Regions from separate parts of the Homo sapiens genome. Here region 2 is linked to region 1. A link is a loop called in an ENCODE intact Hi-C map of the cell type or tissue named here. Cell type or tissue: B cell. All regions are shown on one strand. Links, peaks and the distances in the headings refer to the core of each region. The heading gives the core; the rest is flanking DNA. Region 1 overlaps KLF7 (KLF transcription factor 7). Region 2 has its middle 38 kb from the start of MIR2355.

The links. A loop is a pair of places that touch in the nucleus more often than their neighbours do. Peaks named below come from ENCODE experiments on the same cell type or tissue, not always from the same donor. Only the 100,000 strongest peaks of a DNase experiment are listed, where the experiment ranks them.
Region 2: a loop joins it to region 1, with 4 times the contacts of the local background. A loop is called at or near these places in 11 of 110 quality-filtered maps.

Annotation. Positions count from the first base shown.
Region 1 is chr2:207,141,402-207,144,321 of GRCh38, forward strand. All of the region lies in intron 1 of KLF7 (KLF transcription factor 7), which reads right to left. Among named protein-coding and RNA genes, the nearest start is that of KLF7, 23 kb to the right of the region's middle. RefSeq lists an enhancer at 881-1,382. In B cell, for the core only: a CTCF peak has its summit at 1,262; DNase peaks (open chromatin) are centred at 1,290 and 2,390; H3K4me3 peaks cover 2,405 bases; H3K27ac peaks cover 2,500 bases.
Region 2 is chr2:207,070,459-207,073,378 of GRCh38, forward strand. No RefSeq gene overlaps it. Among named protein-coding and RNA genes, the nearest start is that of MIR2355, 38 kb to the right of the region's middle. RefSeq lists an enhancer at 1,465-1,534. In B cell, for the core only: no CTCF peak of the experiment used is centred there; DNase peaks (open chromatin) are centred at 1,563 and 2,223.

The DNA.
Region 1 (2,920 bases), core at 262-2,761:
TAAATCTAGGTTAGGAATCAAACTCAAACACATTCAGGGACTAGGAGCATAACATACATTAGTGAAACAGTCAAGGAATATGACAATAATGAGGGGTGGGGACTGTGGTAAACTGGATAGCACATGCCATCTAAAAGGGGAAGTTGGTACATAGCACCAGCTCATCGATATCATGTAGAAAACAGAGGTCCAGAGTTGGCAAGTGTTTTTAAAGGAAGCCCAAATCTTTTGGGGTTTATGTGGAATCTCTCCAATTGTTTCAATGTTGGCAATGAGTATTAAAAAGTTAGAGTGCGTGAGACAAGCAAAGGGCCCACAGCTGCCAGTCTGAGCCTTCTGTTTCAAATGAAAGCAGAGGCAAAAGAAAAAAACAGAGGCATATTTGGGCAGTTCTTTCTTCCCTGTGGATCCAAATTATGGTATAACTGTCTCTTAGGGTAGTTATCAGCTGGAGAACCTTAAGCCTCACGTCCCACAGTTTCCCTAAGAAATCCCTTATTTGAGGAGAGACCCAGCTGAAGGAAATAATGATGAGCTGCACTTTCATTCGGCCCTGCTCAGCTCCTCCTGCCCCGCAGTACTCGGCTGGAATCCCTGCTCTCAATAAGAATCTTGTCACAAGAATGAGAAATCTGTAGAGAAGGCACCATGAAATGTCAAGCAGGAAGAGGCAAGAGCTCTGACAAATCCAATGAGCCTTGAGGTCTGGCACCAAGCTTTAAACTTCTTTTGGGCATAATCAATAGCTGCTCAATAAATACTTCTTCAATGAATTTTTTAAAAATCTTGATTAGGAGCTACTATTATTTTTCATTGCATGCTCTTCACTGAGGTGACTGGGAGATTGGTAGATTTTGCCCAATAAGATAATGAATGCCTGGGGAGAAAAAGCTCTGCTAAGATAAACAGGTGACACCTGTTTGAACTCTGATGGCCTTTCAGGGCAGGGTCTGTTATCTTGTACTTCTTTCAAATTAATTCAACAGTTATTTACTGAGCTTCCACTTTATATAGGACATTGTGCTGGAGACTTCAAGCGATTCTAGAGCTCAATATCTGCCTACAAGGTGCTCATGGTATCACAGGAAGAGAGGGATAGAAATACATGCAATTCAAGATAACACAGCACATGCGACTAAGCACTAGGCTGAATGAAGTGGTATGGCAACACAGAGAAGGAACCCACTCACTCTCCCTGCAGAGGTCAGTGAAGGCCTTGTGAAGAAGTCACATTTGAAACAGACCTTGGCAAATGAGTGAACTTTTGCCAAGTGGAGAAAGGGAACAATGACATTCTAAAAAGTGCACACAGTGTGAGCAAGGGTGTAGAGAGGTGAAAGCCCCACTGTGTGTCTGGAAAAGGATGAGCAGTCTAGGATTCTGATGAATGGGGTACACATTACGGAGGAGCAAGAAATGCATGCCCTCGGGCCTAAAAAATGTCTTCTATTTTTGGCTGACAATTACATTGGTGGTTTGCTCTGGGTTAAGCTTTGCCAACGCACTTCTAAAAGGCAGTAGCTGTTTCTCTAGATCTTCAGTGATAACTCAGGGAAAGATTAAAGAGCTCAAAAGATATTAGTGAAACCCAGTAGCCGTATTAATGTTGCCCAGTGATATTCCTGAACCTAAATGTCAAAGAAATCATTCAAGGCATTTTCTTTTTCAGACTGATACTCCCAATTTAGAAAACAACACAACAACAAAAACATAACAAATCAAAATGAGGACAAAACCCAAAAAGATGGAAATAAATACTATCAAAAAAAATCTTAGCTAAAATACAATGCCACTGGATTAAGCACAGAATTAAACTCATCTCTGATTTGCCTGGTAGCTGAAGCAAAAAGATCAACAATGAGTTAGGAAATTCTCATCATCAAATAAAAGAAACGTCAGTTCCTCAGAGATCAGTTGATCTTCACACGTAAAGTTTAAAGTAAAAGGAGGAGGAGGAGAAGAAAATGAGGAAGAGGAACAAAAGAAATGACATGAAAAAAAAAAATCCCTCCATTTACCAAAAAAAAAAAAAAGTTAAACTGTTTCTATTTAAAACCCTCAAGTATTTTGTCAGTTGAGGGAACTGAAGGTTCGGAGTCTGGGTATGTTTTTCTGCTTTGTAGCCTCTCTCTGTTGATGTTTTTCTGGCTTTCTAAGCAAAAAGGAAACCTCACCCATTCCTGTAGACATGCATTTATGACCACATTCTCCTGGCCAGTAACCCTCAGTGGCTCGTGGAGGCTCTCTCAAGGGTGGCATGTCAGGCAAATGGATTTGGCTATGGAGCTACTGCTTCTGTGGCTACTACTCAGATTCAACGCAGGCGCCTTCAGCGAGGGCTCCAGGGCAAGGCTCACTCATTAAGGACAAAATGTGCAGGCACATTTGACCTTTGGAAATCCAGCCCTGGTCTGAAGCTTCCAGATTCAAAACAAAAGCTTCAGGGCCGGAAAGAGAGTTAGAGGAGGCACACTTCCTAGCTTGGGGCCCATCCCCCACACATTCCCCCTGTGACTGAGAGGCTCACAAAACCAATAGAGCAGCATTATTAACTCTGCAATATCATAAGAGAGGGCTTCGCTCTCTGCCTTGGTGGAGAGAGAGAGGCCAGGGGAGGGGCAGGCTGGCTCCAGGGGAAAGCATGCTTCATTAGAGTCTTAACTCAAGGGAGGCAACTGCTTGTGTAAGCGCAACAGATGAACGCAATGTAGAGAGGCTCCCATAAAAACCCTGGCCCTGGTCTAGGAGTCGTCACAGCGGGGGGGAGAAAAAAAAAAAAAAGCATAGCTAGACTGAGCAAAGGCTGGGTGGCAGAGAGCTGTCATTTGGCATAGACTTCCAAAATGCCAGCAAGTGAAAAGTCATGTCAAGGGACTAACCTAAGGCAGAAGTTTTAAATGTGTCATACAAATGGGATGCT
Region 2 (2,920 bases), core at 191-2,690, 71 kb before region 1:
TTCTGCTCACAGCAAAATAAGGATGCTGAAAGTTGTTGATTTAAAGAACAGAAGCAAGGCCAGCAAGTAGGGATGTGTAATTGCCATTATTATCTGACAAGAAGCTGCCCACTTGCTTCTTGGGTCTGCCCTGCAGACCCAGGTTCCTGTAGACTCTCATTTTGGTCATGTAGGAGACTTTGCCTGCCAGAGAATATTGCTTCAGTTCCTTTATGAAATGGCATGACTATCCTGGAGTTCTGCAGTGATGGGCAAAAAACTGCCTGCCTGATTACTTACACTTCCCACCTCCTGAATCCCCAAATTGGGCACTTGCTTCTATTTTTTTTCTATCCATTATCTCCCTACCTCTCATCCTCCTTGCACTTAAAAACTTTTCATATGAACGGATGGAATAAACGCATTAACTTTAAGGTCCATATGATAGATAGGGCATAAAGAATGATGTGTTCCTGATTAGTTGTAATTTAAAAATAAGGAAACTCTTAGGCTAAAACAATAAACATTTAATAGTAGAATATCAAGTGTTTGGGAGCTGGTTGGAAAAATATTTTGGGGGCTGAGTTGTGTGTTCATGTGCATGTATAGGCAGTGGCCTGGGCATCTCAGAACTGTGCCACGAAGGTGAGCACATTTTGAAGCTGTGCCTCACAGCATGCATTAGTTTCTGGGCATTGACTGTTGATTGGGAAACCTGGGGAAAGGCACAGTCAAGATCTAATGCTCAGGGCTCCAACCCCAGAACAATGGCAGGACGTGGCCACGAGCCCACCCACCGAAAGCGCCTGTACCTGAGGGAATGGGTGTTCCAAGCAGGGGAAAACGAGGCAGAGTATGTGCGTTCACTCCACTCACAGGCCACATTATCTTTTTCCTCTTAGGGGATCTCTGCATCCTTAAGTAACTTCCCAGTCATCAAATCAGTCTTTATTAAATTTTCACATGCACTTAGTTTTCGATTCAATTTGAAATGTGCTCCGAGGAGCATCATATGGACTAAATAATTAGCTAAAGAGAAATGGTACAGCATAGATTTTAGAGAATGGCACAGAACAGTGCCTCTTAAATACCACCAGTAGTAACTGAGGGCTTTTATGTAACACAAAGATGTGTACTTTTATTTTGAGTTATTTATTTTCATTTTTATTTAAAGGAAAAAATGGCTTATCAGACCAGTAGTTTTGGGGATATTTTTGCTGAGAACAAAGCTAAAACAGGTATTTGGGTTTTAAAAAGTGTGTCAATTTAAAAAACGATTGAAGAAGTAATAAATAGTGCAAGGATAATAAAAGAATCTTGAAGGCTGTGCTCAAGTAACTGCAGTTTAAGAAACACTGCCAAGTCCAGGAGAGCATCACCGCATATCAATAGCCCTGGATTTACTCCTGTTGTGCAAAGGACGTACTATATGACCCTGGACAAGTTGGAACCTCTCTGAACCTCAGTTGACTGAAGTAGAACGGTGACATTGAAGGAGATTGCCAAGATCGCCTCCCATGGTAGCATGTGGTGATGCTATTGATATTACAGGTTACCTTCTGTGTCTAGTGAGGTGGAAATGGGGAAATGATGTCAATCGTGATACTATGTCTGGAGACATCATGTACATAAGCATCAAGTTGACTCCTCCTCACCCTGAAGCAGTGAGGTATAGAGAAAAGTCTGCCACTTACTGTGTTCCCTGGGCCTTGATCAAGTCACTTACTCTCTTTGAAGCCCAGTTTCTCTACTTGTTTTTTGAATTATGTTTTTAATTGACAAATAAAAATCATATATATTTATTGTAAACAACCTGTTTTAAAATGTGTATACATTGTGGAATGGCTCAGTCAAGCCATAATTAACATATGCATTACCTCATATACTTACCATTTTTGTGGTGAGAACATTTAAAATTTATTCTCTTAGTGATTTTTGCACAAATACATTTCCAGTGATTATAGTGACCATGTAGTACAATAGATCCTTGTATTCCTCCTGTAGAACTGAAATTTTACATCCTTTGACCAACATCTCCCCAACCCCTCCTCACTTCAAAGCCCCTGGTAACCACGATTCTACTCTCTATGAGTTCAACTTTTTTAGATTCTGCATATAAGTGAGATAATGCAATATTTGTCTTTCTGTGCCCCCAGTTTTACCATTTGTGAGAGCAAATGGTCATGGTGATGAATAATACCTATTCAGTGTATGCAGTCTTATTGGACTACTCAAATGCAGTGTACGTAAAATGAAAAATTTCAGAAACATAAGTAAATGTTTATAAAACAAACATAAATTTTGTTCTTCCACCCTCCTGTAACTTTGTCATCACTTCCTCATTTTTAAATATAGTGTTGTTGTATGTATAGCTATATCATGATCAGGCAAAAAAGTTAATAGGTTAAGTTCAAGCCAGTAACTGTTGATAGTTTTTAAACTCTCAGATAAAATATTTAATGTTGGAGAAGGAATTAGGAATTGGCTCATGGATAAAACAGAAAACCATCACCTGCCAGTGACCTCAAAATCTTATTTTAGCTAAAAGTTTTAACCATCTCCTCTTCTAAACCTGTAAGTGGAAAATGAGCTACAAATAATAAATTATTTATCAATTCCACTGAACTCTGCTTTTTATGAGACTTCTTTCCATTACCCCAGCATTCCCAACTCCATATACAACCACAGATTATAGCTGGTACGCACCTTCTTCCCCCTAGGACATGCAGGTTACACTTTCAGACTACTGCCTGTTGGATTCAAATTATAGTTGTTTTTGCACTTAAGAATTCTTGTTACCAAGCTTGCCTAGTTGATCGTCTAGTTGACTAGGAGATAAATATTTCTAGAAGATGACACACAAAGAACTTGCAACTTCTAAATAGGGAGAACACAGAAGAGAAAGTAGAATCACCCAATATAAAGTATAGAGTCATTTTGT